5 separate regions of the Mus musculus genome follow, and all the other regions are linked to region 5. The links are chromatin loops, found by intact Hi-C in ENCODE. Cell type or tissue: heart. All regions are shown on one strand. Each heading gives the region's core, and the rest is flanking DNA. Links, peaks and the distances in the headings are about the cores only.

Evidence for each region. Peaks named below come from ENCODE experiments on the same cell type or tissue, not always from the same donor. Only the 100,000 strongest peaks of a DNase experiment are listed, where the experiment ranks them.
Region 1: it touches region 5 in a loop (15-fold over the local background); 8 of 42 quality-filtered maps call a loop at or near these places.
Region 2: a loop joins it to region 5, with 10 times the contacts of the local background. A loop is called at or near these places in 15 of 42 quality-filtered maps.
Region 3: a loop joins it to region 5, with 11 times the contacts of the local background. A loop is called at or near these places in 11 of 42 quality-filtered maps.
Region 4: a loop joins it to region 5, with 2.6 times the contacts of the local background. A loop is called at or near these places in 12 of 42 quality-filtered maps.

The regions. Positions count from the first base shown.
Region 1 is chr6:124,737,773-124,743,904 of GRCm38, forward strand. It overlaps Grcc10 (gene rich cluster, C10 gene), which reads right to left and starts at 3,297. Exons shown (of 3, transcript NM_013535.2): 1 at 3,148-3,297; 2 at 2,747-2,923; 3 at 1,411-1,641. The coding sequence starts at 3,199. The coding sequence ends at 1,490. It overlaps Atn1 (atrophin 1), which reads right to left. Exons shown (of 10, transcript NM_007881.4): 8 at 5,976-6,119; 9 at 5,458-5,638; 10 at 4,772-5,333. The coding sequence ends at 5,300. Rnu7 (U7 small nuclear RNA) reads right to left here and starts at 3,514; the gene lies at 3,453-3,514. It also overlaps a transcript of Ptpn6 not described here. In heart, for the core only: CTCF peaks have their summits at 2,641 and 2,884; DNase peaks (open chromatin) are centred at 1,769, 2,779, 3,329 and 3,879; H3K4me3 peaks cover 2,801 bases; H3K27ac peaks cover 2,922 bases.
Region 2 is chr6:124,757,068-124,763,199 of GRCm38, forward strand. Eno2 (enolase 2, gamma neuronal) reads right to left here. Exons shown (of 12, transcript NM_013509.3): 9 at 5,938-6,132; 10 at 5,586-5,694; 11 at 4,581-4,639; 12 at 2,986-4,295. The coding sequence ends at 4,226. Among named protein-coding and RNA genes, the nearest start is that of Atn1, 3.6 kb to the left of the region's middle. In heart, for the core only: a CTCF peak has its summit at 2,466 (motif pointing left); DNase peaks (open chromatin) are centred at 954, 1,624, 1,954 and 2,454; H3K4me3 peaks cover 1,298 bases; H3K27ac peaks cover 1,880 bases.
Region 3 is chr6:124,513,987-124,520,118 of GRCm38, forward strand. C1ra (complement component 1, r subcomponent A) reads left to right here. Exons shown (of 11, transcript NM_023143.3): 3 at 1,681-1,873; 4 at 2,726-2,872; 5 at 2,970-3,166; 6 at 3,375-3,522; 7 at 3,707-3,828; 8 at 5,366-5,444; 9 at 5,735-5,890. Among named protein-coding and RNA genes, the nearest start is that of C1ra, 4.4 kb to the left of the region's middle. In heart, for the core only: no CTCF peak of the experiment used is centred there; no DNase peak of the experiment used is centred there.
Region 4 is chr6:124,638,377-124,644,508 of GRCm38, forward strand. No RefSeq gene overlaps it. Among named protein-coding and RNA genes, the nearest start is that of C1s2, 5.4 kb to the left of the region's middle. In heart, for the core only: a CTCF peak has its summit at 2,834 (motif pointing right); no DNase peak of the experiment used is centred there.
Region 5 is chr6:124,566,937-124,573,068 of GRCm38, forward strand. C1rb (complement component 1, r subcomponent B) reads left to right here and starts at 3,494. Exons shown (of 11, transcript NM_001113356.1): 1 at 3,494-3,522; 2 at 4,420-4,645. The coding sequence starts at 3,521. In heart, for the core only: a CTCF peak has its summit at 3,274 (motif pointing right); no DNase peak of the experiment used is centred there.

The DNA of each region.
Region 1 (6,132 bases), core at 1,011-5,010, 170 kb after region 5:
CTTTGCCCATTTGTCCCCAGACATCACTCAGCTCAGCTCAAACATCATCTGGAAGCCCTCCCTGTCAGCCAATTATGTCTCCAGAATACATCACTTGCTGCTTCTTTTCCTGCGTGTTAGTTAGTTAGTGCTTCGGCCATCTGAAATAATCCTAGTTATTGCCTGTGTATTCACTCTGTCATCTCTGGCTGGAATGCCTGCTCTCTAAGCAGAGATCATGTCTGCCTCATATTCATATTACCAACAAACATCGTCATCAGTACCTGTCCACCATGTCTGCTCACCATTCATCTATCAAAGTTTGCTTTCTTTGGGGAACAGTGAAAGAACCAAACTGTCTGTGTGTGGGGGTACGTGGGGTGTCTAGGAATGGAAGAGCTTTCTCAAATGTGCCCTCAGACTGCCATGTCTGAGGTGATGCGAGCTACACAAGGGGGAAAGAGATCCTAGACAAGAGGCAGAAGCAGGAGGACCACAGGCCAGTGGTTAAAAATAAGAAAAGATTTGGGGTGGGGGCGGGGGAAGAGGCAGAGGAAATGAGCCTGGAGGTCTTGTATCTTGTGGTAAGGAGAGAGAGTTCACAGGGACAGGACGGGGACCCAGGGCAGGGGTATTAGTGGGAGTAGACTATTTTTGTAGGCATATTTGTTGAGGGTGTGAACAATGTCCATCCACCTAGACAAACAGGAGTCTGTGGGACACACACAAGTGGTGGAGGGGACTTACCCGCGGGACAACATCTCCCGGGAGGAGTGGGGAGAAGTCACAGGCAAAGGGCGACGGGGGCGGGGCCAATCGAGTGGCACAGCTGTTCAGGGATCCAGACCTTCAGGAAGAATATATTTCGTTTCTTGGCCACTTCCTCCTCTATCCAGCCTGTCAAACCAATGGGACTCTGAGGCCAAGCCCCTGGATTACAGGTCTCTGAGAGAAGAACGGTGGGGCGGGGCTGGCCAGAGTCCGCCCGCCCACCACGGCCAAATTCCCCAGAGGACTGCAGGAGTGCAGCAGGCTTCAGGCCTGTCCAGGCCTACTTCCCTGGGAAGGGGAGGAGCCACCTGCTGTTCTACCTGGAGCTCAAACTGCTGGAGCAGAAGGAGGGCGGGTAGAAGCAAAGCCCAGGAAGTAACCCTAGCCAAGGGACCGCCCTCGGAAGAGTACCTCTCTGACAGTGGAAAGCAGAGAGCCCAAAGAAGAGCCTGGGCCCGCTGCTCTAGGAGGTGCCACCTTTGTGAGCAAACCTCCCAGGGTACCAAGAGGCCCATCTTAGCCTCCCACACCCTAGGTCTCATGAGAGCAGGGTTGGTCCCAGCGAAGAGGATAGAAAGGGTCTAAAGGAGGGGAAAGGCTAGAGGCGGCTGGGTGGCAACAAGAGGGGGTAATCAGGACTACAAATGACTGACACAAAGGTTTAGTCACAAGTACATTTATTATCCTCTGGAACACAAGGGCCGCCTCCACAGCAGCAGCACACATACGAGAACCAATCTCAGGAGGCTGCCACACTGCTTCCAGAAGCAGGCCCATGGGGCGGCAGTGTCATGGGTGGCAGGAACAGGGCCTTCAGCTTGCCTGACAGGCTGGCAATCTCGGGATCCTGGGCTTCATAAGACTTGACCAGGCGGGCAAACTTAAGGACACCTGCAATCAGAAGCAAGTCAAGCCACACTGCTGGGGACCAGTGTGTGGAGGCAGCCAAGGGGGCTCCCTAGAGCAGAAGATCTCCTTTCGTCAGGCAGCCATCTGCAATAGAGGACAATTCACCCCCATGTCCTGCATGGCTTCAACCAACCCCGCCCCGGTTTTCACTAGGCACAACTGGATGCAATATAAAAAAGCCCTAAAACAGCTGGGCCTGCCCTTAATCCCAGCACTCGGGAGGCAGAGGTAGGTGGGTCTCTTGAGTTCGAGGCCTGCCTGGTCTACAGATTGAGTTCCAAGATAGCCAGGGCTACACAGAGAAACCCTGTCTCAAACAAACAAACAAAAAATTAAAAAGCATTATGTTTTCAGTCTCGGGTGAACCACGTTCAGCAGCTTAGCCTCAAGCAGCCTGATTTGAAAGAGACTCCCTGGTAGTCCTGGCTAGCTAACAAACAAACAAACAAACAAACAAACACAAAATTAATAAACAACTGTCCTTGGGAAGAGAGGGCTCAACCTGCCACACCAAACCTATTAGCCAAAAGGCAGACAAGAAAGAGTTCAGGTACACGAGAGAGTTCAGGTTAGAGCTGGGCCCAGTGACTCAAGCCTGTCACTTACTCAAAAGGCTGAGAAAGGTGGGTCTCTGGTTCAAGGCCATTCTGGGCAACTTACTGCGATCCTGACTCGGGGAGAGCTGGGAAGTTCGAGGGCCATGGAGAAACACTTGCCTATGTAGGGCTTTGGACTCTAGAGCCAGAACTTTTGTTTGGTGGGTTTTTGTTTTTTCAAGACAGGGTTTTCTTTGTATAGCCATGGCTACCCTGGAACTCCTCACCCTACATACCAGGCTGGCCTTGAACTCAGAGACCTGCCTGCCTCTGCTTCTCAAATGCTGGGATGAAAGGCCACTGTGGCCATGCCTGGCTTCAAGAGCCATAACTTTTCAGGCGGGGCTTAAGTCTAGTCCCTGAACTGTGAGTGGCAATGTTTGATGTGACTGCCGCCCTGTGGCGAGAAAAAGATCGATCGGGGGGGGGGGGGGGCATCATCATGCGTCCCACCCCCAGTCCATTCCTTTGCCAAGCCCTGTGGGACCCACCTTCCCCGTCGCAGCTGAAGCCATAGGCTTTAATAACCTCTTGTTGGATCTGTGTGGCTACGGGCAGCACAAATTGCAGCATCTTGCCCATATCGTTGCACGCATTGTCTCTAGCCTCGTCCATGCGCACGGCATTCTCTGGGGCCGAGAACGCTTGAATCACCTCCGCCAGGACCACTGCGAGACGGAAGCATCCCAGAGAGGTCCGCGGAGGACGGCGGGCGAGCCCAGAGGAGGGAAGAGGCAGGGAATTAGTGGGCCGAGGCCTGCAAGCAACCCGATAAGCTTGTCCTCCCAACCCTTCGCCCTAATGGGCAAGGGCCCCACTTGGAGAGGCAAAGAATAGTATCGCGCCCTCCCCCCAGAAGACGGCCCACACCCAGACTAGGCTCTTTCCTCACCCTTGGCCTGCTCCGCGCTCAGGGCCGCGGGCTGAGCCGAGGCGGACGCCATAGAACGCCACTCGGTGCTTGAGTAGTGGGAACACAGAAGAGATCCGGAGAACCCTGCAGCCAGCCACCTCCCCCACGGATGCAGGCCAGAGGAGGCAGAAAGGAAGCGGGACCGCACGAGGCGGAAGTCTCAGAGCGTGGCTCTAGCACATACGCGTTTCCTAGGAAACCAGAGAAGGATCAAAGCCCCTCTCACACACCGGGGAGCGGGGAAGAGAACTGTTTTGCTTTCATTGTAGACCAGTGAAATTGGGAGGGGTTTTCCGACCGAAGTCAGAAAACCTGCTAGACAAATTCTAAAAGAGCTGTAACACTTGCGGAAGTGCGTCTGTAGCGAGCCAGGGAAGGACATCAACTCCACTTTCGATGAGGGTGAGATCAAGGTGCCATTTCCACACCCCTCCACTGATATGTGAATCACAAAGCACAGTTCCTTATTCGGTTCGATAAACAATATTCTAAAAGACTATTAAAACCGCTCGTTTCTTGAGTTTGTGACCGCTTGTAAAGGCTATGCAAATGAGTCAGTGCTGATTGGCTGAAAACAGCCAATCACAGCTCCTATGTTGTTAAAAAAAAAAAAAGAGCTTCGCGAGATTAAAGGCTTGGAGCTAAAGCCGAAGTGAATCGGACTTAAGTAGTGGCAGGCGATGTGGCCCGATGTCTTGTAGTCTCATCCTTACAAGTTCCCCACACTGCAAAGACTCTGGAACATCAGGCCCGACCGGGCATAGCGCCACATTTCTGTGATACCAGCACAAAAGCTGAGAAGTTCAAGGCCAGCTTGGGCTCCATGGCCCTGCTTCATTAAAAATAGAGGGGTTGCAAAGATGGCTCACCCTGCTTGGCAATTCCTAACTGCCCTAACTCCAAGCTACAGGGACCCAACAGCTTCTGGTCTCTTTTGAGGCCTTGCATTCATAAGCGCAGACATGAGCTCATACACCTAACTATTAGTAAATCTTTTACAAATACTAATCTTATTGGCCTCCATGTTATACACCTTTAACTGTTTCAAATCATAAACTATGCTGAGAAGGGATTCAGATCTCTGAAACTGTCTCTGGAGCACTCTGGTGGCACATTATGTCAGTGATGTACTTCCAAGGGCTGAGTAGGTCTTAGATTTGCTTATGCTTGCTGTGCGCCTATTCTTGCTCTGAACGGCCTCAGGAGCCTGAACTCCCCAATCTAAAGGTCTAGGACAGGGCACCCCATAAGTATAGCTGAGCATCCAAGATCAAGAAGAGCCTTGTCAGGTTAAAGAGATGGCTCAGGGGGTTAAGAGCACAGACTGCTCTTCCAGGTGTCCTGAGTTCAATTCCCAGCAACCACTTGGTGGCTCACAACCATCTGTAATGGGATTTGATATTCTCTTCTGGTATGCATGAAGACTCTTGTAAAATAAATGAGTAATAAAAAAGAGCCTTGTCCAACTCCTAAGTTTCCATAAGAAAACCCCATTCATCCCTTCCCACTTCCCCTACAACAACCAGACCTCTCTCCCTACCCACCCCAACACCCTACCCACTGCAACCACCCTCCCCCAAATAAAAAACACGTCACAGACATATTCCTGGGGAACTGTGAGGATGTTTTTGTTTGGTTGGTTTTGGTCAGGATGTTTTTTAAAGAGCATCATATAGATATTTATATATATAAATTATTAATGTGGGACGGGTAAGGGCACATATCGCCGAGGGAGGGGGTGCACACACAGGGATGGGGCGGGGCAGCACACAATGCTACGCAAAACAGCCACATCTAACAGATGAAAAAAATCACACCAATGGGTTAGGGGAGGGGCAGTGGCCACCAAGGATTCGGCATAGAGGAGAAGAAAAGCAGGGGATAGGAGGAGGGACCTGGTCCAAGATACTGTGCACTTTCTGCCCCCACCCTTGCCACTTCCCACCTCTGCACACAACCCCGGGCCCTGACCTTGTCTGTCCCTTCTTCCCTCCCTCCCTCTACCCAGCTGCAGGAGCTCTGCAAGCGGGCAGCACCCTCTCCTCGGCTGGGGGTGGGGTGGGGTCAAAAGGTTGGGGTGGTCCTCCAAGGTCTGGATGAAGGAGCAGTGGGTGCTGTCTGGATCGCAGCTCTACAGCGGCTTGTCACTCTCCTTCTTCAGGTGACTAGATAAGAGGCAATGCAGAGATGAGACTGAGAAAGGGGGCTTCCCCTCCCAAGGGCTCGGTGTCCTGTTGGACCATGCCCAGAACCCACTTCCCCTTGTGCTCTGGGGGCAACCTGGAGTACCTGTAGTAGTCTTCCTGGGCAGGTAGTGGCACGCTGTGCAATGGGTGATGAGCATGTAGCCACTGCTGCTGTTCCAGCGCCAAGCGCTGCAGCTCAGCTGACTGCGCGTGCATGGCCTGCAGCTGATGAGCCGCTGACATTGGAGCAGAAAGGGAGGCCGGCAGGTCCCGGTAAGGGGCAGCTGTGAGAAGAAGGCACAGGAGTAAATGACTGCTGGATGGGGACAGTCAGCCAACGTTCCAGACAGACAGAGGAAGCTGAGGCTAAAATGCAAAGTTACAGCACCTAGCCTATGCTCTATCTGTCGGCCTGTGGTGGAACGGAACGAGCCCTAGCTCTTGAGGCTCCTTTAGAAGGGAACGAGCCCTAGCTCTTGAGGCTCCTTTAGAAGGGCCTCAGGTCTCCGTTTCTATCTTAGCTGCTCACATCTCTCTCCAAACTCCATTTGGCCCTTCTACCCCCCCGAGTTCCTCTGTTCTGGTCTTCCCTCACGTACGCCTCCCCTCCTCCATCCTTACCAAAAAGCTGGTGACGAAGAACTTCGTTCTCGTGCAGAGGGTGAGGAAGAAGGGGGTTGGGGAGGGTCCCAGCTGGGTAGGGGATCCGGGTAAGGTGAGACCCTGAGGCCAGGGGGTCAATGAGAGGGTGCACCGAGGCAGAGGCTGGAGGGCAGAG
Region 2 (6,132 bases), core at 786-4,785, 190 kb after region 5:
GGGGCTGTGGCAGGGGTGAAGTAGGTGGAGTTTGGGGAATTATGAAGTAGAGATTTGGATAATGGGACTGTATTGGAAAGATGGAGAGGAAGGGCCAGAAGTAGAGGCTGGAGGGGTTTAGGAGCTATTTTGGAGAGCCTACGATGGAAGTTTGTGGACCTGGGCGGGAAAGGATGAAGACGTACTAGGAGAATGGTGTTTCTGGAAGAGATAAGCGTTTAAGGCAGTGATTGGTGTTGAGAAGAATGCAAACCACAAGAATTTGGGAATGATGAAGGAAAGCTGGAGGCAAGTCCGGAGATCCCTCTGTGGGAGAGAAGGCATGAGAAGTCTCAGAAGAGGGGTGGAGGGCAGAGGATGCCTATTCTAGAGGGAGACTGGGGTGGGCTGGGTTGGTAAACATGAATGTGGGGACTTCCAATCGAACTAAGAACTATTTCCTTTGGCAAATAAAGTGGAGGAGAATGAATTAGAGAGGTCTGGAAGGAAACACAAGATAAATAGGGCTTTTGTGGCAACGTGGTGGGAGGGCCAGTGATGGGAAAAGAGAGGAGCTAGAGACGGAGGGAGAACCCTGGAGGAGTGACAGACTGGGGTCCAGGCCCTAGTGTGGAAGAGGTAACTAAGAGGTGGCACTTCACTTTTGGGCCCTTCATTTTCTCGAGGTTCCTGAACTAGACCTTCTCAAGTCTGAAGTCATTACTAGTAGCATCTTTGGTCATGGTCACAGAAGGGATGAAGTGGGGGATTAGGTGGAAAGGACCTACATACATTTTAGGGTGCCCAGGTTCCCCATAACAATTGTAATATGGAAGTAGTCCCCAGCACAGACTACAGCATGCTCCTCCCAACTCTTCTCCAGTCAGCGTGCCAGCCATGCCCAACCTACAGCCATGAAGTCAGCACCCCCATCACTCCAGTGGTGCCTTCTTCTGGGCTCCTTCTCTGGCCCCAAACCAGCAGCAACATCTCTCAGGACAAAGGACACTAGAGACAGGGTGATTTTTGGCAGCTGAAATTGGGAAGGCTAGAGAAAGGGAGGGAGGCAGGCTGGGAGCCCGGAAGAGCTGGAGCTGGAGTCTGGATTGGGAGCCCTTAGTAGTTCACCAGATTTGGAGGTGGGGGTAGAGAGCTTGTAGGGGGCCAGCCTAGCTCAGACCTAGTGGGTGGAGTGGGGGACACTGAGTGGGCAAACTGCCTTTGTGGAAGGGAGGAGAACGGCTAGCCTAGTAGCCACCCAGTAGGTCTTACACCACCATTCCTTAGGCCAGATTCAGCCAAGCTCTTGAACTTACCCAAAAGCTCTACACAGATTCCAAAGCACTAGGGAGACCAAGCAAGAATGCTTGGCTCCTCTAGGAACAAATATCCCATCACCCCACTGTGAAGTCCCTTGCCTCTGCAGGGCCTCACTTTACCCCCATACCCATTTGCTTGTCCCCTTCCAGGGCCTCCCAGAGACCAGGTCCTCTCCTGTGTACCCTTCACGTCTTTTTCTCTGTGCTCTAAGATAGACCTAGTTCCTTCCCTGTACCAACTAATTTTGCTCTGAGACTCCTCCTCCCTCCCCCCTCTCCCCATAGCATTTCCTCTCTTTCCTTTAGTTTCCCACTAGGCCTGGCCTAGGACCTTTCCAATCCTTTCCAGACTCAACCTCTACCCTTGTTTAGCCGCTAAGGCAACAGCCAAGATGGTAACTTATCTAAGCCTAAAAGAAAAATGTAGGCCTAGGGAAGGACAAGGCATGGAACTAGGAAAAGAAGCCAGCACTACACCTTCCAGTTCCTCTGGTACCCAAGACCAGGCTCACAGCTCAGCTGCTGGGAGCATTAAATATACACCCCACCCCTATCCTTCACCCCAGCTCCCTCTCTGGCCCCAGCCCCCTACAATCACCTGGTCTCCAGGCAATGGCACAAAAGGAAAGTAGAGAGGGGCCTTGGAGGCCCAAGCAGAGCTAGCTGTAACCCAATCCAACCTGGTACCAGAAGGGGGCTGGGAATGTTGTCAGAAAAAGGCACCTAGCTAGGATGGAGGAAAGAAAAGACAAGGGTTAGGAATGGTGGCTACAGCCACAATAGCCCTGACCAAAGCCTAGGAGTTTCTGAGAGAGCAGCCCCAGAGAAGTGTAGCGAGCCCCCGGGGCCATATAGGGGTGCTGGAAGGGGGAAAAAAAACGAGGAGCTTACATAGGAATTCAAGGGCACAGGGAAGGAGAGGGAGCAAGAAGTTCTTTGAACTGAAAATAGCTGGGGGATACAAGAAGATGGGTGGGGAGATGTGGCTCCTGGCTTCACCAGTGCAAGTTTCTGTTAGCCCTAAAGGGAGAAGGAAGTCTGAGGGAGCCTGGGACCAGAACTTGGGAGGATCCGCGGGAGGAGGGCAGAGGGTGCAACCTTGAAATTCTTCCCACCCCAACCTCACCTTGGCGTCTAGTAAGGTGTCCTGCAGAACTTGGGCTCCCCCTAATGGCCACAGCTATTCATGGGCAGATGCTGCCTGCAAGCGTGAGCCCTAGTACCCTAAGGATAGTAATGTTAGGGGGATTGTCCCCCAAGGCGGGCTGGGTGCTTCAACCTCACAGCCTCACTGGAGCTGAAAGGTTAGAGGGCCTCTGTCTACACACTGATATCCTCTCAGTCTGGCTAACGGGGAGGCTGGAGAGCACTTCAGGTGTGGCATCCATTTTACTGGAGAAGTCGGATTCCCAAGCTCCTGGTACCCGTAATATTTCTTCTCTCCCTTTTTTCTTTGGTTCTGTATTCCAAAGGAATTGGTGGCCATGATACTCTCATTTCAAAGCCATCCAGAATTCTGTTGAGGACCAGTACAGGGGCGCTTTAGTTATTGGTCTACTGCTTTGTTCCTACTTCGGTCCAAGACTTTAGGAACCAGAAACGCTTTGTTCCTCACCCCAGATACACTCAATCCCTGATGTTTGAGTAACTCCAGTACCACAGGTTAAGAATCCTTAGTTCAGCCAAGTGTGGTGGTACAAGCTTTTAATCCCAGCACTCGGGAGGCAGAAGCAGGCGGATCTCTGTAAACTTGGAGCCAGCCTGGTCTACAGAGTGAGTTCCAGGACAGCCAGGGCTACACGTAGAAACCCTGTCTTGGGAAACAAAAACCCCACGGATCCCACATCACCAGCAATGCTGCAAACTTGGTCATGAGTTCAGTGGCTTGCCGCTTTTTGAGCCCTCCCCTGATCTGCTACCTAGGATCGCCAATATCCAGTCGTTTCTCTTCGTCCTCTCACATGGAGCAGAGAGTAAGAGTCCTCAGACAAGGGGTGGTGCGCTGTGATTCAGACTTTAATGGTGGTGGTCATTTCAAAGCCACGGAGATGGTGGCAACTGTGGGACATGGCGCAGGGGAGTGAGGCAGCGCTCTGGTGCAGCCGGAGAAAGACGGAGGAGCCTAGGGCTGGGGAGAGGGTTAGAGGAGAAAAGCCTCCCCAGGTCCACAGCCCCATTCTGTAAAGTTCCGAGCTTCGGTTAGTGCACCGAATGAAGCAATTGCTAAGGCCCTTTTCTGTTCCCCTTCCCATGCTAGCAAAATCCCCATCCTGGGTCATCTTGGAATGAAGCCACATGGAATAGGGGTGCCTAGTCCTGTCAAGTTAGGTCACTTTCAGACTGGAGAGTTACAGGAGATGGCTGACTGACCAGCTGAGAAATAAATAAATAAATAAATAAATAAATAAATAAATAAATAAATAAGCAAACAAACAAACTGTGCTTGTGTATGTAAACACATACACTAAAGCCTCAACCAAGCATGACCACACATCCAGCACTCCCCAAACTCCAGTTCTATGCATAGTTCAAGGCTTATACACACCATGGTAAGCACTGAAACACTCATGCCCGTGACCCCACTTTAAACACCCCAACACACCAATCCTGAAGCTCCTGTCAGACACTGAGGATTCTTCTGTGGACCCCCTTCTAATCTTCATAATTTTTTTTTAAAGAGAAGAGAGAATAGAAGGGAAAGTGGGAAGACTGAATCCCCCCAAAAATGGGGCCCAGAGAGGAGGAAGAGCAGAGAGAGCAAGGGGGGTTGTGGAAGCCAAGAACAGCAGGAGCGGTGAGTCGAGGTGTTCTGGGTGACTTGGGGCTCAGGGTATCAGAGTGACTATGGCAGGTCAGGGCAGCAAGAAAGAGGCTCCAGGAGAATGAGATGTTCCCGCGTTCAGGCAAGCGGGGTTGGGGGAAGGGGATCACAGCACACTGGGATTTCGGAAATTATGTCCCGCGAAGCGAGCTTCGTCCCCCAGCTCTTCCTCAATTCTGACAGATGATCCGGAAGGGGGACAGTCAGGGGAGAAGACGGGATCAGCCTTTCTCCCTGAGTCCCTCAATGCTCCCCCTTTGAGGGCTGCCCCAAGGTGAACGGTCCCTGGCTTTCGTGGTCAGTTAGTGATCTGTCAATCGGACCATCCTTGAACCCACTTAGCAAAACTTTTCTTGGCATCAACTGCTATCCAGGTCCTGGATGCAGGAGGTGGAATGGTGGCCTAATGGGGCGTTTAGACCCCGGGTTTCGGGTTCTTGTTCTTCGGGGACCCTCCTCACCTCATGAGCTGGTTGTACTTCGCCAGACGTTCAGATCTGCATGGGGCGCCAGTCTTGATCTGAAACATTCCAGGAGATAGGCAGCTTAAGGATTTCCTTCGCCTGATAGGACACCCCTATGCCCCACCCCTGCCACACACACATACATACATTTTTTTTTGAGACACTTTTATGAAGGTTGTCCTCTAAAGGGACAGGTTAGCCTAGAACTCCTCATCCTCCTGCCTCTGCTTCCCGAGTGTGGAGACAAAAGGCATGTATCCCCAAGTCCAGGGCTTTTGGTTTGTTTTGAGACAGAGTTTTACTATGTAGCGAACTCCCTACATAGACTAAGCTGGTATTGAACTTACAGAGATCCTCCTGCCTCTGGCTCCTGGGTGCTGGGACTAAAGGCGTGCAATGTCATATCCTACTCCCCCCCCCCTTTTTTTTTAAATGGAACCCAGGGTCTTGCACGTACTAGGCAAGTACTCTATAAATGAGCTGAACCTCCAACTCTGAAACATCTGTATTTGTACTAATTAATTAATTAATTATAAAAATTAATGCTTTAAGTTGTGTCTGTGTACACGTCTGTGGATCTGCTCATGCCACGGTGTGCATGTGGAGGCCAGAGGACAACTGGTGGGAGTTGGTTCTCTCCTAACCCGTGGGTCCCACAAATCAGACTAAAGCTGAGAGTCAGGCTTAGGACTGGGCTGAGCCATCTCACCAGCCCAGAACTTCTACTCTTTTTACTATTTACTAAGACAGAGTCCCTCGGTGTAGCCCTGGGTTTCCTGCTATACTCACTATACAAACCAAACTGGCCTTAAACTCACAGAGATCCACCTGCCTCTGCCTCCTGAGTGCTGGTATTAAAGGCGTGTGCCACTATGCCTGGCCAGACTTCTACTCTCAAACTTCTCTGACTCTCAAATTTTCGGCAGGACAATAACTACCTGGGCCTAGAACCCACCAACCCCACAAAGACCTCTCCCAATCCCACAGACTGGCTCTACTCACCTGGCCTGTACACAGTCCGACGACAAGATCAGCAATGAACGTGTCCTCCGTTTCTCCAGAGCGATGGCTCACCATAACCCCCCAGCCATTCTCCTGGGCCAGCTTGCACCTGCAGGGTACGTACACCAGCACTGACCTGCCCCGAAGCACGGCTACTCCCTCCCAGCCCCGGGCTTCACCTATGTCAGGAAGCACCTGGAGGAAGGTGACTAAGGGAAGTACAGAGAGACTAGAAGTGAGAAGAGTGTGAAGGGTTCGCTAGGATTCCTGGGCAGAATCCAGCTAGGAGGGCGCTCCCAAGAGGAGTCCTGAAGAAACGAGGACCAGGTGGGCGGAGGCCAGGACCACTCACGCTTGGATGGCTTCTGTGACCGAGCCGATCTGATTGACCTTGAGCAGCAAACAGTTGCAGGCCTTCTCCTCCACTGCCCGCTCGATGCGCTTGGGGTTGGTCACCGTCAGGTCATCGCCCACTATCTGGATGCCGACGTTGGCTGTGAACTTGGACCAAGCTGCCCAGTCGTCCTGGTCAAATGGGTCTTCAATG
Region 3 (6,132 bases), core at 703-4,702, 53 kb before region 5:
CCTTGGGTCGCTGGTGCCATAGAGGGGGTATCCATGGACTTTTGAGGCCTTCAGTGAGATTCATGAGGAAAAGGGGCAGGCATGGGGGTGTTTGTTCCAGTAGATTTCACTATGTATTGGAGTTAGGACACAGCTAACCATAAGGCCTTGAGAAACAGCCATGCCTCAGTTTCCCTGAATGGTAACCTACTGCATCCAAAACAAGAAGAAAAGAAACATATGAAAGGTGTCACATGTCCTTCAGGGAAGACAAGGACCTTGGTCACCCCTGTATGTACCCTTCAAAGGGTTTCTTTCTTAGCCTCATCTTTCTACATCCAGTAAAAATAAAAGGCAGGATTCAAGCAGAGCCTATGCTCTTCCTCGCACTATGAGGCTCAGGCAACAGCCAGGAGACTAAGAAAATAACGAGAAAACTCCACACTTCCCCAACAAAGGGGACTCAACAAGTCTGCAGCGTTGAGGGAGGGGTGCATCCCACGGCAAAGCTAGCAAGGAGAACGTCGTCTGCTTTGGACAAAGTAAGGAATCTGTGAGACAAAGCAGGGAAGACACTAGGTGATGCTGGCCAGTGAGGAGACCTCTGGGTACCATTTGTACTATCATGTTCAGCTGGGTCTATCAGGAGGCTGAGTTGAGTGCGGCTTTTAAAACAAGAATTGGTGGAAGGAGTTACAGAGACAAAGTTTGGAGCTGAGACGAAAGGATGGACCATGTAGAGACTGCCATATCCAGGGATCCACCCCATAATCAGCTTCCAAACGCTGACACCATTGCATACACTAGCAAGATTTTATCGAAAGGACCAAGATGTAGCTGTCTCTTGTGAGACTATGCCGGGGCCTAGCAAACACAGAAGTGGATGCTCACAGTCAGCTAATGGATGGATCACAGGGATCCCAATGGAGGAGCTAGAGAAAGCACCCAAGGAGCTAAAGGTGTCTGCAACCCTATAGGTGGAACAACATTATGAACTAACCAGTACCCCGGAGCTCTTGACTCTAGCTGCATATGTATCAAAAGATGGCCTAGTCGGCCATCACTGGTAAGAGAGGCCCATTGGACACGAAAACTTTATATGCCCCAGTACAGGGGAACGCCAGGGCCAAAAAGGGGGAGTGGGTGGGTAGGGGAGTGGGGGTGGGTGGGTATGGGGGACTTTTTGTATAGCATTGGAAATGTAAATGAGCTAAATACCTAATAAAAAATGGAAAAAAAAAAAAAACAAGAATTGGGACGAAGGCAGAAGAACTACAGGCTCAATCCCAGTCCAGAGCTGGCAAGATGGGTCAGTGGGTAAAGGCCCTTGCCTCCAAGTCTTCAACCTAAGTTCAATCCCAAGGATGTCCATGATGGAGGGAAAGACCTGACTTTTGCAAGTCATCCTCTGGGCTCCCCATGTATTCCCCTGTAACATGCCCCTCGACATAGACAGAGACAGAGGCCTTAATTAATGCCATCAAGGCAAGCCTAGGCTACATTGTGATATCCTAACTTAAGAAAACAAACTTAATGAAAGACAGAGATGGACCCATAAGCATCACTTGAGGGTGTGCACAGCAGCCAGATCTGACAGATAGTAACATTAGATCAGGATTCAATCCAAGGAGGGTCTCTCTGGCTGCCACACGGGACCAGACTCCTTAGCAGGGCTTCTCTCCATTGTCCTCCCTCCAACAGATTTCTGCTGATAAGCAAACACTGGGGAGGTTCTGTGGGCAGCTGGATTCTCCCCTGGGCAACCCCCCAGGAAGCAAGGAATTCATGTCCCAAGGAAACAAGATGCTGCTGACCTTCCACACAGACTTCTCCAATGAGGAGAATGGGACCATCATGTTCTACAAGGGCTTCCTGGCCTACTACCAGGCTGTAGGTGAGTGCTCCCCACAGCCAGCCCTTCACTCTGGCCTCAGCCATGGGAGTGGGGCTGGGGCATGTTTGAGCCCTGTTGTAGTAATTTCTTAATCTCCATCGGGGATTTCTACCCTTTGATCATTCAGTTCCCAGATAAAACTTTTATATTTATAATAAGCCTTCATCAGTGATAGAGCTGGGCAGATATCAACTCTCTATGCTCTTACATCTACCTCCCTGTTAACAACCCTGAGATATGATTGGCTGTATTCCATCCAGATAGCTCTTACTCAGACTGGGCAGCTCTCATGGGCAATTCTCATGATTGCTCTCCTCTTCTCTCCACCTTCTATCTTGTCCATCGTGGACCTCCTTGGACCCCAAGCCCAGGAACCAAAACTTTACCTACCTCTCTTCTGGCCAGCTATAGGTTGCCAGTATCTTTACTCAACCAACAGTTCTAAATTAAAGAGCAAGTCACACAGTATCACTTGGTGGATGTGAGGATTCTCTTACCCCTAAGGACAACCAGACCTCGGGGACCAGTATTTAGCATTGCAACACAAAGCAACAGACCAAACCTCAACAGAGCCCAAAGAAGCCAGAAGCCTAGCTTTCCTTATTTCTCTCCTCAAGATGGGGTCTGACCATCTGGGCTCTTCTACCACCAAGCAGCTCCCAGAGAACATAGAGAGGCAAAGGGGCCAGAAGTGGACTTTGTCTCCAGGCTTCTAGTACATGACTCTTTGAGGGGAAAAAAAAACCCGCACAAAATATTCTGAACATAGGAAGAGATAGCACAACAGTAGCACACCTCGCCCCAGAATTCTGTGGAGAGGGATGTAACCCTTCCTTCTGGAATCCCTTCCAGACCTTGATGAATGTGCATCGCAGCCCAACTCAGTGGAAGAGGGTTTGCAGCCCCGATGCCAACATCTGTGTCACAACTATGTTGGAGGCTACTTCTGTTCCTGCCATCCTGGCTATGAGCTTCAGAAAGATGGGCAATCCTGCCAGGGTGAGGCTGAGTGGGAAGGGTGGGAAGGCAAAGGCAGAGCAGAGGCTTGCTGGGCCAGCCTAACACCCTAACAGCCCCTCTGATTCTGCATTTATAGCTGAGTGCAGCAGTGAGCTCTACACAGAGCCCTCAGGCTATGTCTCCAGCCTTGAATACCCTCAGCCCTATCCACCGGATCTACGCTGCAACTACAGCATCCGGGTGGAGAGGGGCCTCACTGTGCACCTCAAGTTCCTGGATCCTTTTGAAATTGATGACCACCAGCAAGTGCACTGCCCCTATGACCAGCTCCAGGTAGAGCTAGACTTCAAACTTTCTTTCTATTACTCGAGTGGCTCCCCAGGTCCCTGCTCCTTCCTGGGACCTTGGACTGAGTGGGACAGGGACACATTGTTCACCAGGATCATAGAGGTCTAGAGTAGCTTCTCTACCCTTGTCCACCCAAGGGGACTTGTGTAAAAAGAAGAGAACTAACCATGATCTCCTCCCCTTTTCCCATCAGATCTACGCTAATGGGAAGAACTTGGGTGAATTCTGTGGAAAGCAAAGGCCTCCAGACCTTGACACCAGCAGCAATGCAGTGGATCTGCTGTTCTTCACAGATGAGTCAGGGGACAGCCGAGGCTGGAAGCTGCACTACACCACTGAAAGTGAGAGGGTTAGGGTGGAGCATGGCTTCCTGGGAAACTTGTGTTGAACATGGATGAGACCTGGGGTATTGTCTCTAGGCCCCCTAAACTAAAATAAGATATGTAGGTGCCTCCCTCGCCTGCCAGTAATAAGGCAAACAGGAGGGGACCAATGGCTCTGACAAGCGCATGCCCTCACCATCAGCCATCAAGTGCCCCCAGCCCAAGGCTCTGGATGAGTTCACCATCATCCAGGATCCGCAGCCTCAGTACCAGTTCCGGGATTACTTCATTGTCACCTGCAAGCAAGGCTACCAGCTCATGGAGGTAAGAGGCCAAGGCTCATGGGACAAATCCTCTGGGTGTCCCAGGAGGAAGAGATGGCTAGATCTCAAATGGAGCCATGGAGGTTGGGGCTGGAAGAATCAATCTGTCTGCCCTCAGATCTGAATAAACATCAAAGGGACTGAAGATCAAGGTCCACTCAGGCTATAGAGCAAGTTCAAGGCCAACCGGGGTGACTCGGTGAGATCTCATCTCAAATTCAAAAGTGAAAAAAGGGCTGAGGATATAGCTAAGAAGGAAAGGGCTTGCAAAGGATGCTGGTGGTCCTAGGTTTAAGGCCAGGTACAGACAGGAAAGAAGAACAAAAAGAATCTACTTTGTCTGGTCTGCATACAGGAAACGCTCAGAGAGTTCATTTTTTGTTTGTTTGTTTGTTTGTTTTGTTTTGTTTTGTTTTGTTTTGTTTTAAGAACCTGATGTCTCTGCTGGGTGGTGGTGGCTCATGACTTTAATCCTAGCTCCTAAGGACACAGAGCCAGTAGAGTCAGGAAGATCACTGTGAATTCATAGGCCAGACTGGTCTACAGAGAGAATTCTAGAACAGCCAGTGCTACACAGAAAAACCCTGTCTCAAAAAAAGAAAAAGAGAGACAGAGAGAGAGAGAGAGAGAGAGAGAGAGAGAGAGAGAGAGAGCAAGAGAGAGGAGTTAAATAGACAGAGAGAAGGGATGGTTGGCTGGTAGGTTGGTGATGATCAGTGTCACTGTATAGCCCAGGCTAGATTTAAACTCTTTATCCTCCTGCCTCTACCTCCTGAGTGCTGGGATTACAAGTGCCCTTAGACCCATCTGATGGTTGTTCTTAATAAGTTATTTATAACCAGGGGCAGTGGCACCTACACCTGTAACTCAAGAGGAAACTCATGAGAGAAAAATCATGAATTTGAGGCCAGCCTGGGCTACATAGCTAATCTAGGACAGCCTAGGCTATATAACAAAGCCTTGTCTCAAAAAAATAATATTTTCCAATATTATCAAGTGAGTACCAGCCACTCTTTGACCTTGTGCTAACTGACCACTCACCTGACATGTCACCGTGTTAAACCCCTATGAAAGCAGTCAGGTAGCACTAGTAGTTTAAGGAAAGCCCTGGGCTTTAAGAAAACTGCAATGTGGGAGGAAGTGTGATGGAGACCTTGGCTGGTAGAACGTTTCAGGAATAGGCAAAAGCCTGGGTTTGCTCTAGAAAATGGTCTTTGTTTTGATACAAAAGTACAATCCTGACTTGTCTTTATTACACTTTGGGAGGGAGTTGGGGGTCTAGTGGAAACAGGCAAGGGTCTAAAAACAAAGTTAAAACCTTGCTGTGTGTTTCTGCTTTGAAACTTGGCATCCCATCTGCAGCCCTGAATTGAGAGCACTAGCTAGGGAGAATGGGGAGGAGGGAGGAGGAGGCACATCTGTGAGGGAGCTGAGGTCTAAGAGATGGACACAGCGCCCATCACATTCCCACAGTCGTTGTACACCTTGGAAGTGGGGGGCCTGAGTGCTGACTGCATGTCTAACTTCGGCTTAAACAGGGAAATCAGGCGCTACTCTCCTTCACAGCTGTTTGCCAGAATGATGGCACATGGCATCGTGCCATGCCCAGGTGCAAGAGTAAGTCACAAACTGGATGAGTAAGTCACATCCCTTAATCTTGAGACTTGAGCTGGGAGGGAGAAAGACCCCTCATCTCCAAGGGTCCTGCCTCCTGACTTGTTCCTTAGAAACTGTTTAGGCCTCATCTCAGACCTGATGGGCTCTGCCAGAACTGAATTTTACTCTATCTAGTGCAAGTGTGCACCCTACTGACCATACTTCTCTGAGGTCCCTGAGACCCCCAATTGCCCGACTGAAGTCTTGCACAGGTGTCCTCCACTTCCTTACAACCCTGTGTTCTCTCTAAGTCAAGAACTGTGGGCAGCCCCAAAGCCTGTCTAATGGGGACTTCCGCTACATCACCACAAAAGGCGTGACCACCTATGAAGCCAGTATCCAGTATCACTGCCATGAACCATATTACAAGATGCTGACCAGAGCTGGCAGCAGCGAGTCCATGCGAGGTAGGAACTGAGACCCATCATGGTTTTTATTCCCCTTTCAGCTCTGAGGGACATTTGACATTTGTTCAGTGGAGTCCTGGGTCCCAAATGAAGGATTCAACATTACAATGCCCAAAACGATGACAACAACAACAACAACAACAACATAAAACCCTAATAGTTTAAAGAAAAGAGCACCAAGCCAATGGAAAGCAAAGATTCGAATCTCTTAAGCCACTACTTCCCTCTCACCACCACACCTA
Region 4 (6,132 bases), core at 1,206-5,205, 72 kb after region 5:
ATTCATGTCGAACACATACATATATGCTGGCAAAATGCTCATACACATAAAATCAAATAATAAAATCTAAAAGAAAATTTTTAAATAGCAATGAACCGTTTTCCCCCTCCTCCTCTTTCCCCTCCTCCTGTTCCTCCTTCTCCTCCTCCTTCCCCTTCTTTATTCTTCCTTGCAGCTGGGTCTCACTGTGTAGCCCAGGCTGACTTGGAACTTTCTATGCAGTCCAGGGTAACCTTGAACTCACAGAGGATGCCTGTCTCTGCCTCCAAGTGCTGTTGCCACCATGCCAGGCTACAGAATATGCTTTTTAGGCCAAAGCCTATATGACCTTACACATGGCCTCATTCCTTCCCCGGCATATCTCTGGGAACCTCCAAAGCAATATCAAACCTTTGTTTGCAGTAAGAATAACCTCATGACTGGAGAGTTGGGTCAGTGCTTAAGACCAATAACTGTTCTTCCTGAGGACCCAAGTTCAAATCCCAGCACAAAGAGTTTTACAACCTCCCATTAATTCCCTGTTCAGGGGATCTAATGCCTTCCTCTGCCCTTCAAGGGCTCATTCTTACACATGCTACACATAAGCTTGCACATTGACACACACATGTAACACTAATAAGTAAATTAAGTAGCTTTAAAAAGAATAGTTTAAGCAGGGAATGGTCCACATATTTACTCCCACCACTTGAGAGGCAGGCAGATCTCTAGGAGTCTGGGGCCAGTCCGGTCTACATAGCAAGTTCCAAACCAGCTGGAACTTAATAGTGTGGCGATAGATAGATAGATAGATAGATAGATAGATAGATAGATAGATAGATAGATAGATGGATGGATGGATGGATGGATGGATGGATGGATGGATGGATGGATGGATGGACGGACGGACGGACGGACGGACGGACGGACGGACGGACGGACGGACGGACAGACAGACAGATAGACAGACAGACAGACAGATTAAAAGCAAAAGGCTTGGGCAATGGTGGTGCATGCCCTTGATCCAGCTCTTAGGACGCAGAGACAGGTGGATCTCTTTGAATTTGAGGCTAGTCTGATCTACAGAGTGAGTACCAGGACAGCCAGGGATAAACAGAGAAACCCTGTCTCAACACAAACACACACAGAGAAAGAGAGAGAGAGAGAGAGAGAGAGAGAGAGAGAGAGAGAGAGAGAGAGAGAGAGAGAGAGAGAGAGAGATCTTCTCCCATTAGCACACTGTCCTTTGGCTACTGAATAAGAAGGGTATCCCTGGGAAGAAACATGGAGGGCTCTGTATCTCTAAACCTGCTGCCAAGCCTGCAGTAGGGCCCATTCCAGCCAGCTCCAAGTGTGGGACAGGATGGGGCTCATGGGCCTGCCTGTGGAGTTAATGTGCTCAAGTCCTGGGAGAGCCCAAGATGCTCATGCCTGCGTTCAAGGCGGTGGCCAAGACCAAGAACAAGCCACAGATAAAAACTGCTAGGAGGTCTTCACACAAGAAGAAGGGACCACCAGTGAAGTCGTAGTCACAGAGCTCCCATGGTGGGACCACCCTGGGAGACATGACAATGTTAAAAACAGAGACTCTTATGACAGATCACAAGGACAGCAATGGCTGTTTCAACTGAGCGACCTTCCTATGCCTCTAAGCTCCACAGGTAGGCCTTTCAGCCACCCCACCACCACCACCGCCACTGCCACATGCTTGAGAGGCAAGCGTCCTCTCTCTGAGAGCTGGGAGATCAGGGAAGTCAGTTTCCCTGTCCAGTCACTGTGGAAGTGCTGGGGCTTGCACACTTTCATTTTCCCCTCACAAATGCAGTAGAGTAGAATCCTCTCCATCACCCACAGCCCTGCCCCCATCCCAAACCCAGTCCCCAGCTGGAAGCATGTTCCTGCCACAAGGCAGCCATCTAGTGTTGAAAATTAAAACATGGCTTTTTTAAAAAAAATGCTTAAAAAGAATCTTGCATTTCTTGTAACCTAGGTTTTACTTATCAGCCCTAACCCTATCCAGTGCTAGGAAATGCTGTGTCCTCATTCGGGGTCCTTATCCACCAAAACCAGTACCTACAGCTGCGACAGACACTCAAAGGTGTCTCTTCTTTGAGAAGCCCACACCTTTCTTCTTGGTGTGTCTATTTTCTTCCTCACTGCCACTTATACTTAAAATAAGGTTTTACAAACTTTTTTTACTGTTTTTATTTGTTTATTTCTTGTTTGTTTGTTTGTTTGTTTTTTCAAAACAGGATTTCTCTGTGTAGACCAGGCTGGCCTCAAATTTGGAGAAGATCTGCCTGCGTCTATCTCCCACTTGCTGGAATTAAAGGCTTGTTCCCCACCACTACCACCACCAGGGTTTGTGGTGGTGGTGGTGGTAGTGTTGTTGTTGTTGTTGTTGTTGTTGAGTGTTCTGGATCCCCCCCTCCCCTTTACCTCACCCTTCTCAACCAGGCTAGCCCCTAACTCAGAGATCCCCATGCCTCTGCCTCCCACAACTCTGTGATTAACCACCAAAACGAGCTTTAAAAAGGAAAAGAAAAAAACCACTTTTCCAAAGAGCTCCATCTCTATTTCCTGCTGTCTTGAAATTCTGTTGGGGGGCGGGGGGGGGGGGTCGTGCAGGCTCTGATGCCATCCCCACCTCCAGGGACACTCTTGGGTGGAACTTTTTAGTTTCTATTTTAACCTGGAGCCCAGTCTTCAGAACCCCATCGCTGGTGGGCAGCTCCACCTCGTAGAGCATCTTCTACAAAAGAAAACTCACTTTTTTAACCTTTATTTCTGTGTGAGTTTTATTTATTTATGCCTTACCTTACTACATACCATGCGCGTGCAGTGCCTGAAAATACCAGAAGGCGGCAGCAGATTCCGTGGGAGTTAAATGGCCAGTTGTGAGCCTCCTTGTGGGTGCAGGGGAATTGAACCTGTTCCCCTGGAAGGGAACCATTGCTCTTAACAGCTGAGCCATCTCTCTGGCCTATTGGACAGTCATTCATCGACTCTTTCCAGGTATTTCAGATACGCATCTCTTTTATGACTCCTACCATTGACTTTCATGAAATCACTGTTATAAAGCATTTTCCTCGTAGGGCAGAAAGCTTTCTCTTGGACCACATGCTTGTTGGGTACAAAAAGTCACCAAACAGGTACTTTTTGTTTTCGTTCTAAGACAGGTTCACATTAATTTCAGGCTAACTTCAAACTCACTATGCAGGAAAGGCTCGAAAACCCTTGAAATTCTGATTCTCCTCCATCTTCTTTTGGGTGCTGGGATTATAGGTATCACACCAAACTATTCTGCTTTTTAATTTCAGTCACTAACTATCATGACTTTAAGCTACCTGCAACACCAGCAAACTCACCTCTAGTTACTCTTCAACCCTGAAATGCATCCAGGAAGCTGGAAATTTCCCACTCTCAAGCTCGTGAACGAATCACTTGAATCCCAGGTCAGGCCCTTCTCCTTTCTCTTCTGTGCTCCTGTGTGTAGGGCGGAATTTGCCAACCCAGCACACCACAGCTATGCCTTGCACTCACAAATAAAAGCTGGACTGCTCTGCTGCTCATGTGATGCCTGTAGGAAGTAGGTTCTATAATGAAACATTATTAGAAAGAAAAACAGTCAGACCTGTTCCAGGCTTGCTCACCAGCCCGTGGCGCTCCTGAGAGACACTAAAGCGGTGGTTCTCAACTTTCCCAAGGCCACAGCCCTTTAATACACTTCCTCAGGTTGTGGTGACTTCCCCCCAATGCATAAAATTATTTTCATTGTTACTTCATAACTGTAATTTTGCTACTGTTATGGGGTGCAATGTACATATTTTGGAGCTACAGGTTTGCTAAGAAGGGTTACGACCCACAGGTTGAGAGCCTTCAGATACCAGGTCTTATAAGACAAAGTTGGATCGTGGGGCAACTTTGCTTCTTCTGCTCTTTGCTCCAAGTGGGACAGGAAGCCTCTGCCACCACACACTGTAGCCATTATGTGCAGTGTTGTCACAGATCCAAAACAACAGGAAGAAGTGACTGTGGACTGGAATCTATGAGACCATGAGCCAAAATCAACCCTTCCTTAAGATTAGTTGCTTATCTTGGGTATTTGGTTTTTTTTCCCTACCCTAAAGAATTGAAGCTTGAAAGGGGAATTAAAATGTTCAGCATTTCCACAGCAGGCCAAACCCTGTTTTCCAGATCCAAGCTAACCCCTTTCCCGTCTCATCATCCCTGGGTTTATCCTACACCAGTTGAGAAATACATCTTCCTTGACAACAGCCCTACTACACATTTCTGAAACTAAGATGCTCATCAGAGTCAGATCCGAGGTGGTGGTTTCTCCAAATGTCTTACGACTCACAAGCAGAGTGCCCTTTCTCTAGTGACTGCTTATTGTGGCCTCCAGGGTGGGGAACACAGCCTGATGGGTAGAGTACCTTCCTGGCATGCCCCAGGTCCCGAGGTCAATCCCTACTACCACAGAGAAAGGAAAACAGAAACCTTTACTATGTCTTCATGATTCATTTATCTATCAAACAAGGTTCTTATTGATTTGTGGTACTTCAGACTGAACCTAGGCTGCTCTGCCAAGCACTGGAGCACTGAGCACCTCCCCAGCCCTCTTTTTAGTAGTTTGGGGTTTTTAAGATGTTTTTATAGGGTTGGTGAGATGGCTCAGCGTGTGAAGGTGTTCACTACCAAGCCTGATGACCGAAGTTAAATCCCCAGGACCTACTTGATAGAAGAAGAGAACTGACTCGAATGGGTGTCCTCTGCCCTCCGCACATGCACACACATCTTGTATAGACAGACAGACACACACACACACGCACACAACACACATAAATAATAAAAATTTTGAATTAATTTAAAAGGAATTTCTTTGCAGTTTTGTGTTAACTATGTGTGTCTGTATACATACCATAAGCGTGCAGGTGCCGATGGAAGCCAGAAGAGGATGTCAGATGCCCTGGATCTGGAGTTATGGGTGGTTGTGAGCTGCCCCACCTGAATTCTGGAAATGTCTTTTGCAAAATAACGAGTGTTCCTTACCTGCTGAGCCATCTGTTCAGCTGTCCCCCGCCCCCCTGCCCTCTTGTCTCCTGTCCCCTGATCCTGTCCCTAGAGCCTTCTCCACACCCACTCCCATGGACTTTGTTGTTGTGTAGACAGAGTTTTCTTGAGCTGCCAGGCTGGCCTTGAATTTATAGTCTCATGCCCTGGCCTCAGTAGCTATGATTATAGGCCCACTTCACCTACACTGTACACAGACATACACTGAGTGTCTCCTCTATACTGAGAATACAAACACAGGCAAGGATCTTCATCTGTTCCCTGCCCTGTGTGCCCCCTCCTTCCCCAGCCCCAAACTCAGAAGGAACTTTCTTTCCAAGCCAGATTAATGGTGCATCCCAGTACCCAGCACTGAGCAGGGACAAGGCACTGAAGAGTACCAAGCCACCAGGACTACAGACACAGTCAGACCCCGCCTCAAAAAATACATTTTTTTAAACGAAAAGAAACTTACTTTCTAGTGGGAAAAAAGGCAAAAAAAAAAAAATTGTGTGAAAGTTTAATGATAACACAGTGGGTTTTATTTTCCTGTGTATATGTGATTAGCTTTTCAATTTATTATCTTCTGGAGAAGTAACCATCTGGTTTGCTTCTAAAAGTGAACATATTAGTCAGTTTTTTATTTATTAATTTATTTTGCTAGCAACCTTTTCTTTTGAATGCACAAAACAAGATGACATATATAGTTGATTTTTTTTTAAGTTGGGGGCAGGCTGGGCTGGAAAGATGCCTTAATGGTTAAGAGCACTGACTGCTCTTCCAATGAACAGGTGAGTTCAATTCCCAGCAACCACACAGTGGCTCACACTCATCTGTAATGGGATCTGATGCCTTCTTCTGGTGTGTCTGAAGACAGCTACAGTGCACTCATATAAATGAATATTTTTTTTAATTTTTGAGCTAGGTGGGGTTTTATTTTTGTTAGATGATATTGTTTTGAAACAAGATCTCACTCTGTAGCCCAGGTTAGCCACCAATTCCATGGTAATTCTACCATCAGTCACTTGAACACTGGGATACAGGTGTGTCGCCACACTCAGCAGTTTTTTTTGTTTCATTTTGTTTTGTTTTATTTTGTTTGAT
Region 5 (6,132 bases), core at 1,119-5,118:
TGGTCCATGCCTTTAATCCCAGCACTTGGGAGGCAGAGACAGGTGGATTTCTGAGTTCCAGGTCAGCCTGGTCTACAGAGTGAGTTCCAGGACAGCTAGGGCTACACAGAGAAACCCTGTATCAAAAACTAAAAAAAAAAGCCACTGATTCAGCAACCCACTGCCAATAAAAAGCCCCGCCTCCCCAGACCACGCTGTCCCAAATCAGAAACAGAACCTTCTGCTCTCCTGGGTTTTATACCAAGCAACCTTTGCTCAGAATGTCTTTTTGTTTGTTCAAGGCAGGATTTCACTCTGTAGCCAGGCTGGCCTTGAACTCACGGCAATGCTCCCGCTTCAGCCTCCCAAACACTGGAATTACAAGCGTGTACACCTGCATCATCACCATGTGTGTCTTTTTTTAATTCCCCGACCTCAGCTATGGACGGTTTCTTCTGTATTTACTCATGGTCTCTTGTGTTTCTGAAATATTCTGAAAACCCTTACAGTGAGCTTCAAATATGCCTCCTGTCCCAGCTTCTCCAGACAATCGTGGCAATACTCGATTCCATTTTACATCTACTGTAAGCCAGGAGCATCGCCTGTTGTCTCATCCAGTCCTCCCTCCCTGTTGGCAGAGGGTGTGTTTTCTGTCATTCATGCCTCACAAAGAGGAAACGGAAGCTCCCACAGATCCCGTGGCTTGTGGAAGTTCCAAAGCTGGTTCTCCACTGAGGCTTCATTCATCCCAGCATGTTTGCCCAGCATGCTCTGTCTCCGGGATTCCTCCCAGTTGCCCCGCAGACCTGCCTGAGCACCCATTTCACCTTCCGGGCTCCACCGCTGTACAGACTCCATCCCTGGGAAGGCCTGTTTCTATGAAGATTGTACCACCAGCTCTCACTTTCCTGCTGGCCCTCATCACCCAGGGCATTGCAAACCTGAGAAGATGAACTCTTTAATTTGTAGGGAAGATTTGGAGTGATTTATACTAAAAGACAAAAATAAAACACACGCGTTCAGTGATAATAGAAAATGAATACCATAAAAGAGAGGGGAGAAAAGGAAGTGCGTTAGTGTTGAGATGAACGTGCTGTAAAGTCAAAGGTTAAATTTATCTTTGAAATAACAGCAGCATCCAAGCTAAGCCGTAATACACACTAAAATCCCAGCCACGCGGGAGGCTGAGACAGAAGGATCATAAGTTCAAGGCCAGCTTTGATCTCATTTCAAAGTTAACAAAAAATTAAAACATAGTAGTGGTGCCTTATGCCTTTAGTCCTAGCACTGCGGGAAGTTCAAGGCCAGCCTGGTCTACAAAGTCAGTTCCAGGATAGCCAGGGCTACACAAAGAAACCCTGTCTTAAAAACCAATAAATAAACAAATAAATTAATAAATAGTTGGCAGGATATAAATATGGTTGATTCTACTTTTTAAACCCTATGCACAATTCAAAAGACTATTAAAAGTAGTCTAGGGGTTTGGAGAGATGACTCAGAGGTTAAGAGGTCCCTGGAATGGAAACACACACACACACACACACACACACACACACACACACACACACACACACACACAAATAGCTCACATGTGTCTATAACTCCAGGTCTGGAGTTTCCAACACCCTCTCTGGCCTCCACAGACACTGCGTGCACAGGTGCACACGCATCCACCCAGGCAAACAACTCTGCACATAAACTACAAGTAAATAAATTCTTAAAAAAGTAAATAGGTTTAAAGTAAAAGTATTCTAAAAATGCTAAACAGAAGTTATTTTAGGTGGAGTGATTTTAACTGATTTTTCTCTTATTTTCTACTGACTACATTTTAAGTAATAAGCATATATCATTCTTATTCTTATTGAAATTTTATTTTTTATAAAAAATTACATATTTTTATTGACAAAGCAAAATACATATATTTGTCCATATCTATGTAATTTTTTATCTCTAGATGCAGATTTAAACTTTATTTGGATGCTTAAACAGAGTGGAAGTGGGGCAGGACCTGAGGTGGTAAGGTCCAGGTTTGGCATTTTTTTTGGTCAAGTCACATGACATCAGAACAGAACTCAGAATCCCTAGAAGCAATGTAGATGAGATTTTTCAATTGACTTGCTTTCTTGGACCACACCCTTCCATCTGATCCTTCTGCCGCAGTTATGAACAAGCCACGCACACACACACACACACACACACACACACACACACACCTACTTCTTAGGATACCAACATGCAATTCACTAGGCTAGATTTCCTCTTCCTTCTGTCTTCTGATCTAGTCCATTTCCTATCCCTCATCATTGGTCTTTCCCGACCTTATCTTACCCTGATAAAATCTTGGAAGCCCTCCCCACCCCTCCCTCTCTCCTAGCCACTACCTTCATTCAGGCTTCTGCCCCAGTGCTGGGAAAATCTTCCAAACCTCCGTGCGTTTCACATCTTGTGTGTGCCTGCTCTCCGGCCTCATGCCAAGGTCACTGTCAAGGGGAGACTGCCTCCATCGTTGTGGATCCTTTAAGTTCACAGGCTGACCCCTAATACGAATTATCCCATACGTGGACAAGTCGGGAGAGAAGAGCGAGTAGAGGGAGGAACGTTTCCTCTAATCAGGAACAAGTTACAGGAACTGGCATACCTGCTCTGTAGTCAAAACCTCCACAGAACAAGGTGCCATAAAATTTTTGGTGGACATAGGAGCAAAATTTTTAAACAGGACACAATGTCCTTGTGGACAGCACAGCTGTCTCGGGAACCTGGTTTCCCTTCTAAGAAGAAAGAGTCACTCTCCCTCTGCGGCCACACCCTTTGCTTGAAGCACTAAGTACTTGTATCCCAGAAGACTCAAGCTGACCAGAGGTCCAGGAAAAGATGTTTCTTCCACTCTGCAGCTGCCCTATCTTCAACAAGATCTAAGTTCAAAAGGCGGGAGCTCAAAGCGGAGCCTTGCTTTAGTGTCCAGCGACATTGCACCTTCCCCACACTCATATCCACAGCCATACACCCCGGTGCCCTCCTCAACCCAGTTCTTCTTCACCTCACCCTGTGCATTGAAACCCCAGCCCCTTGGCTTCCAGGTGATTGTGAGAAATGAGCCAATGAGAAAGCAGAGCCTTTAAGTGTCTCCGCAGTCTGCGATGCCTGTGGCGAGGATCCTGGAATAAAGGGCAACAAGCAGCCCCCGGGAAAGTCTCCCAGAAAATGTTAATCCGATTTAGAGACCCCAGAGTCTGTCCCTCCAAACAAAATGTTTCCAGGTCCCTAAAACTTCAGATCCCATCGCCTCAGCCATTCCCCACATTGACCACCAGATGGCGCCATCAAGCAACGAGGATTTCAAGACCAAACCTAAACTGGGAACTCAAGATTTTTTTTTCCTTTATGCAAATGCTTCATTCCCTGAAACATTTCTCCAGGAATGGTCACCCCCTCCACTGCCACAATCCTTCCCTCCCCTGTATGCCTACTCCCTCCTTCAGCTTAGAGTGCCTGAAGACTCTGTCAGGAGAGCTGAGGACCCAAAACAAACTGGCCTTGAGACATGTGAGTAAGACTGATGGGTACCAAGGGAGGAGATAGGAGTTGGGCATAAGTGGCAAACATGCTCCCATATTATGAAGAAGAAGAAGAAGAAGAAGAAGAAGAAGAAGAAGAAGAAGAAGAAGAAGAAGAAGAAGAAGAAGAAGAGGAGGAGGAGGAGGAGGAGGAGGAGGACGAGTAGGAGGAGGAGGAGGAGGAAGAGGAAGAGGAAGAGGAAGAAGAAAAGAAAAGGAAAGAAAATAGAAGGGGAATAAGAACAGGAATACAATACCCTTCTTTCCATACTGCCAGCTCCAGAGCACATACTTCTCAGGGTCACTCCTCAGCCCTTCTCCCAGGGTCCAGACCCTTAGACATGAGCTGAGCTAGCCTCTCCTTTCTTGACACTGGGTTCATAGCAGGGTAACAGTGAGGGGAGGGAACTCTCTGAGAGAGGAGAAAATCCCCCCACGTGTGTTTCTCAGACCCCACATGTGTTTGTCAGACGCCAGAAGGGTTTCCCCGGGGGCGAGGGGCTTCTTGCTGAAGCCTTGGGAAACTTTGCAGAGCCATCACTGGAAAACTTCACTCTCAGATAGCTGGTCCCATGCCAGTCCTACCCCTGGAAGGAAAGGACATGAAAGAGAAGGACAGAGAAGGCAGCTCAGGGGCTATGGGGAGTGCTATAGAACCCAGTGACCCCTGGACTGGGCACTGACCTACGAGGAACTCAGCTGCAGCAGATGCAGAGGCTGCTGATGCCCCCAATCACAGAACCACTATGAAGTCTACAATGGGCATGGGGGAAGAACCAAGCAGTTTAGTCATCCTATTCCTGCCTAAGGCAGTTCAAATAGCAAGGGTGCTACACAACACCCTTGATCCTCCAGCCCCACAAACACTCGCCTCTCTCTTTGACAGGTGGCTCTTTGCCCTCCTGGTGACCCTGTTCTATGGGGTGGAAGGCTCCATCTACCTCCCTCAGAAGCTCTATGGAGAGGTGACCTCCCCTCTGTATCCCAAGCCTTACCCCAGTGACTTGGAGACAACCACTGTGATCACTGTCCCCATGGGGTACAGGGTGAAGCTGGTCTTCTGGCAGTTTGACGTGGAGCCTTCTGAAGGCTGCCTCTATGACTATGTTAAGGTAGGCGTCAGAGTGGGAGGGAGGGGAAACAAAGCTGGAAATTTGTGCTCTGAATACTCTGGACAATATGCCTGCACCCCATCACTGTACAGCTCTGTAGAAATGCTGGTTTTGGGTCGCTGGTGCCATAGAGGGGGTATTCGTGGACTTTTGAGGCCTTCAGTGAGATTCATGAGGAAAAGGGGCAGGCATGGGGGTGTTTGTTCCAGTAGATTTCACTATGTATTGGAGTTAGGACACAGCTAACCATAAGGCCTTGAGAAACAGCCATGCCTCAGTTTCCCTGAATGGTAACCTACTGCATCCAAAACAAGAAGAAAAGAAACATATGAAAGGTGTCACATGTCCTTCAGGGAAGACAAGGACCTTGGTCACCCCTGTATGTACCCTTCAAAGGGTTTCTTTCTTAGCCTCATCTTTCTACATCCAGTAAAAATAAAAGGCAGGATTCAAGCAGAGCCTGTGCTCTTCCTCACACTATGAGGCTCAGGCAACAGCCAGGAGGCTAAGAAAATAACATGAAAACCCGCACACTTCCCCAACAAGGGGGACTCAACAAGTCTGCAGCGTTGAGGGAGGGGTGCGTCCCACGGCAGAGCTAGCAAGGAGAACGTCTTCTGCTTTCGACAAAGTAAGGAATCTGTGAGACAAAGCAGGGAAGACACTAGGTGATGCTGGCCGGTGCGGAGACCTCTGGGTACCATTTGTACTATCATGTTCAGCTGGGTCTATCAGGAGGCTGAGTTGAGTGTGGCTTTTCAAACAAATAAGTAGAAAGCACAACAAAATAAATAAAAATGTGGGCATAGTAGGGCAGTCCTGTGAACCCAGTTATTAGGGAGACTTAGACCATTCTGGACTGGCCTGGGCAAGCACGGGCTATATAATAAAGCACATTATCGGAAACAAGAAAGAGATGACATACCAGGCACACAATGACAGGTGACAGGTTAGCCAACAGTTGGGAAGATGGTAGAAGAATAACAGGCTCAATCCCAGTCCAGAGCTGGCAAGATGGCTCAGTGGATAAAGGCCCTTGTCTCTAAGCCTGACAACCCTGAGTTCAATCCCAAGGATGCCCATGATGGAGGGAAAACCTGACTCCTGCAAGTCATCCTCTGGGCTGACATGTATGCTCCTGTAACATGCCCCTGTAACATGCCCCTGTAACATGCCCCTGTAACATGCTCCTGTAACATGCTCCTGTAACATGGCCCTGTACCATGCCCCTGTAACCTACCCCTGTAACATGCCCCTGTAACATGCCCCTGTAACATGCTCCTGTAACATGCCCCTGTAACATGCCCCTGTAACATGCCCCTGTAACATGCCCCTGTAACATGCCCCTGTAACATGCCCCTGTAACATGCCCCTCGACACAGACAGAGACAGAGGCCTTAATTAATGCCATCAAGGCAAGCCTAGGCTACATTGTGATATCCTAACTTAAGAAAACAAACTTAATGAAAGACAGAGATGGACCCATA